Regions from separate parts of the Homo sapiens genome. Here region 1 is linked to region 2. The links are chromatin loops, found by intact Hi-C in ENCODE. Cell type or tissue: transverse colon. All regions are shown on one strand. Each heading gives the region's core, and the rest is flanking DNA. Links, peaks and the distances in the headings are about the cores only.

The links. Hi-C counts contacts between places; a loop is a spot of excess contacts. Peaks named below come from ENCODE experiments on the same cell type or tissue, not always from the same donor. Only the 100,000 strongest peaks of a DNase experiment are listed, where the experiment ranks them.
Region 1: it touches region 2 in a loop (16-fold over the local background); 31 of 110 quality-filtered maps call a loop at or near these places.

The regions. Positions count from the first base shown.
Region 1 is chr15:69,580,520-69,585,898 of GRCh38, reverse strand. No RefSeq gene overlaps it. Among named protein-coding and RNA genes, the nearest start is that of PCAT29, 9.0 kb to the left of the region's middle. In transverse colon, for the core only: no CTCF peak of the experiment used is centred there; no DNase peak of the experiment used is centred there.
Region 2 is chr15:70,450,107-70,455,485 of GRCh38, reverse strand. No RefSeq gene overlaps it. Among named protein-coding and RNA genes, the nearest start is that of LINC02205, 53 kb to the left of the region's middle. In transverse colon, for the core only: no CTCF peak of the experiment used is centred there; a DNase peak (open chromatin) is centred at 3,131.

The sequences.
Region 1 (5,379 bases), core at 113-5,112, 870 kb after region 2:
GAAATGTTGGATTTTTCTTAAGAAAGCACAACTCCATATATTTCCGCTCAATAGACTTTTTAAACAGGAATCTAGTGATGACGTTGAGTATTCAGAGCTTAGGATCCTTGCTACTCTGAGAGATGGGTCCACAGTCAGCCTGGCCCATGGAGGCTAGGGACAGGCAGCCCAGAGCGGAGCGTCCCAAAAGAAGCTGATGTTCCCAAGAGATGGTTCCTTCTCTCCCCATTGCCTAGAAAGTGGCCTCTCCCACACTGCCATCTCTCAGGCTTTCAGGCCCAGGACTCCCAGTCCAGGCTCCAAGACAGACACCCCTAGAATGATGGCGTGATTTCAGGAATCAGGCATTCTGTTTTAGTCTGCTGGGGCTACCATAACAAAATACTGCAGAATACTGGGCAGCTGAAACAACAGAAATTTGTTTTTTCCCAATTCTGAAAGCTGGAAGTCCAAAATCAAGGTTCCAGTGGATTCCGTTTCTGGGGAGGTGCCTTTTCCTGGCCTGTATACGGCTGCCTCCTCACTATGTTCTCACACGGCCTCTCCTTGCCACAAGCACACACGGATAGAGGGAGAGATTGCTACTTACAAAGGCACCAGTTCCATCAGTTCAGGGCCCGACCCTTATGGCTTTATTCAATGTTAATTATTCCCTTAAAGGCCCCATCTCCAATTACAGTCACACTGGGGTTTAGGGCTTCAACATATGAATTTTGAGGGGACATAAACATTCAACCCATAACATTCCAACCTCTATCTTATCATAAACCCCTTCACAACCTTCCTGGTAGAGTAGCAGTCCAGGGACAAGATTATTATCCCATGCAACAGATGAGAAAACTGAGACCCCCGAGGAATGGGCCACTTTGCACCCACTTTGCAGATGAAGACATTGAGTCTCAGTGAAATTAGTTAACTTGCCCAGAGGTCAACCGCACAGTTTTCTGTTCAAGAGACCATGGTGGTCTGATGAAAAAGTTAATAAGAAAACTAATTAACGTTTACTAGGTACAAGTATATGAAATGGGTGCAGATGTAAGTGAAGACTACTAAGAGGGAAAATCTAGAAATTAAAAAAGTACCACACATTCCAAAGCATATGAAAACATTTGGGATCAGTCTGCTTTTCTGAATTGCCTGTTCATAGATAGGTATAGGCATAAGGTTAGGTAGATAGACATGGAGATAGAAATAAATAAGAAATGTAGGGAAATCAAGGGTTAAAATAACTCAAGATCTTAAACTACTGGTTTGGAGTGACTACACATTTTATCCACTTATGTGCTGGCTATAAGATGCTTCTAAACTAAGCTTCAGAATCTAAAATCTAATAAACAAATAAATAGATCTCTTCACCTTGAAATGCTATTTCAATGTCTATTACAACTTAAATTAAAATGATAAATAATAACAATAAGTAGATATAAGTCGTAGATCACAAACTCACATTTGCAAGAAATGTCCCTTTCTTTTATTCCACTAATTACCCCAGTGCATGGTATTGAACCTCCTTAGGGCTAAGTTCTGGGCCCCTACTCCATAAAAAATCTACTATCATCGCTGATGTCTGTTCATAAGAAAACATAGGGCCAGGTTGGAAAAAAACAACTTTTGAGAAGATAGAAACTGCATCTGAAAGAAAGACTTACTTAAAAAGCAGAGAAGAGGCAGATTCAGGGGCAGAGGCTGAGAGATGGGGCAAGTCTATCCTTTCTATATAAAATATTGAGTGCTGGAGTTGGGCTCAGCATCTAAACTTTGACGCTCATGCAAAATTCTGTAACCAGAACTTCTGTGCAAAGCCACAGGGAAACTGAAATTTAGAAAACAAATCCTTAGTCCTATGGCAAATTAGTCATTCAGTGAATTGATCGTTTGGCAAGTTGGCTTTTAGCAAATTGATTTTGGGTGTTTAGGCCTGCTTCCGGAAGGCTATCCACTAGCCAGTGAAGTGTGAGGAGCCTGATGGGTGGGAACACTTCCCAGAGCAGGCCTCTCTCCGTTGCCAGTCAGGAGGGGGGCCTCCAGGCTCAGCAGAGCCCCAGGAGGGTTCATAGGAAGCACCCTTTTGCCCACAGTCAGTTGTCAGGAAGTCCTACAGAGTGTGACTTCCACAGCTGTGCAGAAGCAGAACTAACACATGGTCTATTCCAGGGGCTACGTTAGGATCTTTACATTTAAGAATTTGTACAAAAAACTGAAGCTCAGAAGCAAGAGACAGCTCCCCTCTGATCCATACAAGTAGAGGGTAGCAATCCCTAATCTGCCTGACTGCAGAGGTCATGGAACGTCCCCCCATCACGTTGCCTCGAGCACACACCAATAGCTGCTGTTTCTATTAGGCTCTATGGCTGGCTATGCCCAGGAGGTGTCCCTTTGGAGTTTAACAAACATCCTGAATATGAGATTACAAAGCCAACTATACAAGTGAGAAAACGGAGGCTCAGAGAGTTGATGTGCAGATTCTGCAGGTAGCCCTCATCAACAGATTCCTGTGTATCTTCCCAGAATAAAAAAATGGAGCCTCTCCTGAGATAAATGTGCATAAGCTTTTAAAAGAAATTCATAAATGGATTTGGATTCATACTAACACATTCTTCTCTGCACCTTGCTTTTTTCATTTATTAAACCATCACTTAAATTTTTTTAACAACTGTAATACATTCTATAGTATGAAAGTACCATAATATATTTAGTACATATCAGTAATATCATGCTTAATTGTTAATATAAACATTATGTATTGATCCTATTGTATAACCACTTTTACTGAGGAATATTTCAGTTGTTTCTAGATTTTTGCTATTGCGTTAGGTTTACTATAACATTTCCAAAGAATATATCCCAAAGATTTTGTGAATCTCCAAATTTACTAATACCAGCATGGTGTGGTTTGAAAGTCCCTCCCAAAACTCTCATTGAAATTTAAATGCCATCATGACAGTGTTAAAAGGTGGGATAATTAAGAGGTGATTAATTCAGGAGGCCTTCACCCTTATGAGTGGATTAATGTTATTATCATGAGAAAGGGTTCATTATTACAAGCATGGGTTGTTATAAAAGTGAGTTCAGCTCTCTTTTGCTCTCCTGGGCTTTTGTGCCCTTCTGCCTTCTACCATGAGATGACACAGCAAGAAGGCCCTTGCAAGATGCCAACCCTTCAACCTTGGCCTTCCCAGTCTCCTGAACTGTAATGAATAAATTTATTTTCTTTATAAATTACCCAGTCTGTGGTATTCTGTCATAGCAGCAGAAAATGGACTAAGACATAGTATAAAACACAACTTATCTCATATGGTAAAATAAATATATATATATATATTTTTTATTTCAGATATATATATACCTGAAAATTATGACCAATCACAGTGGCTCACACCTGTAATCCCAGCACCTTGGGAGGCCAAGGCAGGTGGATTACCTGAGTTCAGGAGTTCAAGACCAGCCTGGCCAACATGGTGAAACCCCATCTCTACTAAAAATACAAAAATTAGTCAGGGTTGTGTTGTGCACCTGTAATCTCAGCTACTCAGGAAGCTGAGGCAGGAGAATTTGCTTGAACCTGGGAGATGGAGGCTGCTGTGAGCTGAGACTGCCCCACTACACTCCAGCCTGGATGACAGAGTGAGACTCCATCTCAAAAAAAAAAAAAGAAAAAAGAAAAGCTTAAGTTACCTCAAGTTTCTATTTTCTGGCTTAAAATCTTCACTTTCTTATTCTCCATGGCCTCTTCCTCCACACTGCTACCCACAACCCCAGTAGTTGGCTTTCTTGGTTATCATTCATGAGTTTGAACACTTGAGGGCAAATTGGGATGAGATACTGGTCAATGGACAAGACCCTTCCCAGGCCAAATCTCATTCCCTTTTATGAGCCTCAAACACCAACAATTCACATTCCACTTCAGCCAATTTACAAATGGTGGCATGCAATAGACCTTGAAGTCATTTATGGGTAGTTAAACCTCAAAGCTTAATCTGAAAAATCCAACCATCGCCTGCACCCCAAAATCTTCTGCCAGGCTGCCCAAATCTGAACATCTGCAGATGCCTGCTGACAGATGGCGTGTACCTGTTCAGGGACTTGCACTAGAACCATGCCCACCTTAGCCCTCCATGTTGGCTGTGGCCCAGAAGGCTAGTGGGATCATTGACAAAGACACTCATGTTTGAGGAGGCACCATCCCATTTTTTATCCACTTATTTTTTTTCAGACAGACCACACACTCTCCAAGGCTTCCTCCTATACTGATGCTTTGTGGTCCTGAAACTCAGAGTCGTTTGGGCTACAACCTTTATGAGGTGTAATAGAATAGAATTAAGACAAGAACTTGGCGAATTCTTACTGGGGCAAACCACTCAGCAGGCAGTTCGATGGAAGGAAGGATAAGCTAGGAATGCACTTTGATGGCTATCCCTCTGAGTGTACCTGTCACACCCCAGAAGCATGCTTTAGAAGAAGGAGAGAGTAGGACAGAGCCCAGCAAGGTGAGCACCATCTGAGTAACTGCATGGACCCCAGAAACACCCCCACTGTGAGCCAATGACCCAGGCAACTACTCCTCACACCTGAGGCCAAACTTCCCCATCCCCTTCTTGGAAACATATGATAGCTCTGAGGACACAGGAAAGAAGAAAATACCTTTCTTCTTCCCTTCAAGGAGCCCACAGTTCAGAGACAGGCAAAGACAAAGTAGAGATCCAGACAATGCTGGGACAGAGGGGCTAGCGTTGGGGTAGGCAAAGGGGATGGAGTGAGTGGTTGATTGGTCTGGAAGTCCCCTGAAACTGCAAGTGTGATGATAGAGCGGATCAAAGCTGCTAGCTCCTGTCCTCTTCACCCAGCCTGGCACAGAAAGAATAAGTCCAGTAGGGCCTCCATGTGTGAGGGCCTGCGGCATCAGGGATTTGTAGATTTCTGAAAACTTTGCCTTTCTATGTGCTTACTGTTTTGTTGCCTGGTGTGTTTACCTTCTCTGATTAGTGATAAAGCCCCCATTATGCAAATGGCCAGAGTGCTTGTCTTTGGGAACGGTGAGGGGAGTGGTGGCATGCTGAGAGGCTTCTTTCCATTCCCCAGCCAGGCTCAGGGACAGAACCCCACCATGAGCACCATGATGGGTGAAAGGGTTAATGAGGAAGTTGCAACAGGCTGAATCCCCAGAACCTTTAGGGAGGGAAGAAGAGCAGTCGGGGATGCCCACCTGGACATGGGGTTTAAGCAGACTCCTGGGCTTCTCCCCAACTCTCCTCCAGACCAGAGCTGTCTTATTTTATTAACAATTCAGAAACAGTGGCTACAACAGACACTCTTCACATCACCAGAAGCCTGGTACCTAATAACTGAGGGGCGTATGAGTGGCACAGAGGTCACTGTACC
Region 2 (5,379 bases), core at 95-5,094:
GTTAGTTTCTCAAGCTGACATCTCAGGCCTCCTGATGTAAGGTGATGAGAAGACAGTATCACCTGTGGGTATTTTTGCCAAAGTGTTTAGCCTGATATAATTAAGGCATTAGTCCCAACTTTCAGATCACAGGATTTACAGGGTATGGAGGAACAGGTTTAATGACAACAAGAAAAAATAATCGGGCTGGACCTGTAATCCCAGTACTTTGGGAGGTCGAGGCTGGAAGACGGCTTGAGGCCAGGAGATTGACACTACCTTGGGCAACATAGTAGGACAAAAAATTTTTATTAAAAGAAAAAGAAAAGAAATTGACAAAAAAGCTGACATTCACATAACATAAAATTCACCATTTTAAAGTGTGCAATTCAGCGGCATTTAGTGCATTCAAAACATGCACCCACCAAACAAATTTTTATTTAAAAAAACTCTACAAAAATGTACAAAAAAATTTTATTTAAACACAAAAAAAATTTATTTTAAAAAAAGAAAATAATAGGGCAAATCTACAGTGTGGGCCATTCTATAAGACTGTAAGGTTTGGATTCTTCAAAAAGTCAATGGTCTGGAGATAAAATTTGAGGATATTTTAGCATAAAAGAGGCCCCAATTCCACAAGTGCTGTGGGAAACAACATAGGACCCTGGTGAAAACAGTAAACAAGACCAGATGCAGTGGCTCATGAGCCTGTAATCCTAGCACTTTGGGAGGCCGAGGCGGGCAGATCACTTGAGGTCAGGAGGTCAAGAACAGCCTGGCCAACATGGTGACACACCGTCTCTACCAAAGGTACAAAAATCAGCCAGGTGTGTTGGCATGCGCCTATAATCCCAGCTACTTGGGAGGTTAAGGCGGGAGGATCCCTTGAACTGGGGAGGTGGAGGTTGCCGTGAGCTGAGATCGCACCATTGCACTCCATCCTGGGCAACAAGGGCAAAACTCCGTCTCAAAAATAAATAAATAAATAAACAAAACAGTCAACCAACCAAACAAGAAACGTATGAAAGACATATTTGGGAGGATCGGGAAATGTGAATATGGACTGGAGGCAGAAACTATATAGAATTATGGTTGATGTGGTCATGCGTGAGAATGGGTCCATGGCTATGCAGGGGAACATTCTTCTGTTCTTCTACAGAAGAGGAAATAGTAAATAGAAACATATTAAGAACACGGTTTTCTATAAAAAGGAGACTCAAGGAACTGAGGATGAAGCCTTTTTTGGTCTGTAACCTGTCTTCAAATGGTTCAGCAAAACAAATGTTTGTAGAATGAAATATGTTGCAGTATGGCAACATATTAAAATTGTTGAACAGGGCCTGGGCTATGTTTGGGCCAGCGAGGTGCCTCAGCCATGACCTTGCAGGGTCCACCCTGCCCCTTGCAGGCCCCAAGAGTGAGTGTCTTCTTCAGTGCGGTGCTGGAGGCACTTTACTGGTCTCACCCTAGTCCTGGCCCTGTGGCTGAATTTGGGTAGTGAGAAAATGAGTGTTCATTATATTATCTTTAAACTCTTCTGTATGCTTAAAAAAGATAAAATGATCCAAATGTCCATCAGCGAATGAATGTGGATAGACAAATGTGATAGACCCATATGATGGACTGTTATGCACTTACAAAAAGGAGTGCAGTACTGATGCATGCTGCAAGTGGATGAACTTACAAAAAGGCATGAAATACCGATGCCTGCTACAAGTAGATGAACATTGAAAACATCACGCTAAGTGAAGGAAGCCGCTCACAAAACACTACATATTGTATGATGATTTCTTTTATACAATATAACCAGAATAAAAGAGGAAAGAAAGAAGGAAAGAAAGAAAGAAAGGAAGAAGAAAGAAAGAAAAGAAAGAGAAAGAAGGGGAAAGGGAAGGGGAGGGGAGGGGAAGAGAAGAGGGGAGAAAAGGGGAGGGGAGGGGCAAATCCAGACAGACGGAAAGCAGATTAGAGGTTATCAGGGGTTTGGGGGAGGGAGAGGGAATGGAGAGTGCTTCCTTAATAGGTATGAGGTGTTTTTATGGGGTGATAAAAAAGTTTTGAAACTAGAGAGAGCTGATGGTTGCACAACATTTGGAATGCACTAAATGCCGCTGAATTGCGCACTTTAAAATGGTTAATTGTATGTTATGTGAATGTCATCTCAATTAAAAAAAATGATCTGAGTAAAAAGTTAAGGAACAAAATGGTCAGATGTAGGTATAAAAACGATGCCTTTTCACTTTGGGAGGCCGAGGCGGGTGGATTACTTGAGGCCAGGAGTTTGAGACCAGCCTGGCCAATATGATGAAACCCTGTCTCTACCGAAAATACAAAAATTAGCCGGATGTGGTGGTATGTTCCTGTAGTCCCAGCTACTCAGGAGGCTGAGGCAGGAGGATCGCTTGAGCCCAGAAGGCAGAGGTTGCAGTGAGCTGAGATTGCGCCACTGCACTCCAGCCTGGGTGACAGAGCAAGACACCATCTCAAAAACAAAACAAAACAAAAAGATGTCTTTTTAAGCCAGGCACAGTGGCTCATGCCTGTAATCTCAGCACTTTGAGAGGCCGAGGCAAGAGGATACCTTGAGCCCAGGAGTTTTGATACCAGCCTGGGCAGCACAGGGGGACCCCGTCTCTGTAAAAAAAAAAAAATAACAGAAAAATTAGCCAGGCATGGTGGTGCACACCCATAGTCCCAGCTGAGGAGGCTGAGGTTGGGAGGATTGCTTGAGCCTGGGAGGAGGTCGAGGCTGCAGTGAGCCATGATTGCACCACTGCACTCCAGCCTGGGTGACAGAATGAGCCCTTGCCTCAAAAAAAACATATATATGCCTTTTCAAAAGTGATGAAAATGGCACATACATGTAAAGGAAGATCCCTCAGAATTCTGGCCTGCGGAAAGGTAGCAAAGCAGTGACACAGGGTCATGTGATGTGGCCGAGCACTGGCTGCGCTGTGACACTGGGACAGTCACTTGCCCTCTCTTGAGCCGGTTTCTCCACTCTCTAGCTTTATCCCAGCTGTGGCTGCGCCTGCTCCAAGCGTTTGATGTCCCACCGGGGCCTCAGCGAGAGAGACGCTGTGCACCCGCAGCTTGCCTCCCCTTTCACCTCGCAGAGCACCTGCGCCCAGGGGGCGGAGCTTCAGGGAAATGTTCTCCTGTTCTGGGAACTCACTCGCAAGCACAGTTTCCTGACCTGACCTTAAGAGCTGGTTCCCTATGGGTGACACAGTGGTGCCAAGTGTCCCACAGGTGATGTTGATTTGGTCAGGAGGTGTGGTTGGTGAAACAGCCTCTGAGGGTTCCAGCGCGGGCGGCCCCTCCACCTGGCTCTTTCAGGGGCCTGGGGGCCAAGGCACTTGGCGCTCCAGAACAAAAGAAGAGACCCTGGTGCTTGTGATTGGCGTGGAATAAAAATAACAAAAGAACCGCTGAGCGCTTACTCCATGCCGGTTGCTGTGTTAAATGCTATGCTGGCCCCTCCTAATGGCCCTCGGATGTGGGACTGTCACTGGGTCTCATCACCAAGAGGAGGTGGAGGGCCAGGCAGGCTGAGTTAGTTGCTGAAGGCACACACAGCTGGTCAGCGGCGGGGCTGGATTCAAACCTGGATGTCTGACCCCAGAGCCTGAGCTGTCCATGAGGGAGACCCTGAATCCACCCACACACACGAAGAGAACTGTGGCCTGTTGAGCCCTACTGTGCAGTGCACCCTTTAAGCTCAGGATTGAAACTACCTCACTTACTGCTTACCACTGGCGCCATATAGCAGGCATTCTGGTATTACCTCTATTTACAGGACAGGGACTAGGGGCTCAGAGGAGTTCATTTGCCAGACATCACTCAGTGGGGACCCAAGCCAGCTCTGTCTGCAGTCCCATGGCTGACCTGTCTTTGTAGGGGGCCTCCCCTGTCATTTGCTTCTCTGAGGAGCATTTCACTCCATTTTCTAGAATGAGAAGAGCAGGAAGGCCTGTTTCTGTCAGCTTGGGTGGGCCGTCGGGCAGAGGCCTGGCTGTGTCTTTGCAGCGTGGCTTTGATGCTCCCTGGAGGAAGGAGTGTGCATGGTGGAGGAGATGGAAGCTTCCAGAAGGGAGGACACCTGAGGCAGTCTGACTGCCCACAAGCCAGGGACACAAATAGTTCTCTGAGGGAGGCCAGGGAAAGAACACAGCTGTGGACAGAATTCTGGGGACAGCCACCAGAGCTCCCTGGTGCTTTGAGGTCCCTTGAGGCAGGGAGCTGGGGACAGGAAGTCTTGGTTTTGTTTTTGAGTGTCTCTTGTGTCCATATTGGGCTGTGTCCCTTGAGGAGCCATGGAGTGGGGGCTGGCTCTGTCTGTATGTTCAGCAATGGATCCAGCAGAGAAGATGCCCAGGCTTCCAGACACCCTTGGCCACTCCAGCTTCCTAGGTGTGAATCCCTTCCTTCCTCCAGTGCTCAGAACCAGACAGAGCCAAGCTGGCTAGTTCTAGCTTATACCTATTCCTGTCAGCCTTGCGCACCTCCTGGCCCCTGCCTATCTACTCTGGCTCATGGCTGGCATTGCTCTGGTTGGCTGATGCCTGCACTTCTGAGGTGAAGGATCTTCCTGGGTTTGGGCACTGATGTGACCCCAGTCCTGGGCAGGAAGGGCTTTTAGTGGGGAGATGGAGGGCCTGGAGGATTCCCAGGGAGCACTGACTGAGGCCTGCGTGGGGAGTTGTTGCTGGAGCTGACCTGGGGCCAATCGTCCCACCTTCCATCTCTGGGTAGAGCAGGCAGGGTTTGCCAAGGGGAAGGGTCTGTAACCTTCTGGTGTATTTCTGAGGAGAAAGTTGGGCTCCCATGACCCCCTCTAGGTATGGGGTCCAATCCACTTCACAGGGATAAAGTACTAACGAGAGATCCAAGGCATGAGATTACAAGGGTGGCAAGGAGAGGACCTTGGCCAGGGCCTCTGATGTCAGAGACAAAGCAGAGGTTTTATGGCAGATGGGGGGACTCAGGCCTCCAGCATTGGAGATAGTACAGGTCCTCAGACTATGCCTGAGGGGGAGGTGGGGGGTTTGGTGGGCTTATGAAGACGTTTACCTGCTTGTATCTTTCCTTCATCCTTCCTATCTGTCCATCCCTCCCTCCATCCCTTCATCCCTCCATCCACCCATCCCTCCATCCCTCTATTCATCCATCCCTCAATCTCTCCATCCATCCATCCCTCCACCCCCATCCATCCACCCATCCCTCTCTCCATCCCTCCATCCCTCTGTCCACTTACCCTTCCATCCCTTTATCCACCCATCCCTTTATCTCTCCATCCATTCATCCATCCCTCCCTCGTTCCGCCCCTCTAGCCATCCACCCATCTCTCCCTCCATCCTTCTATCCACTCATCCTTTCTTCGCACTATTCACTCATCCC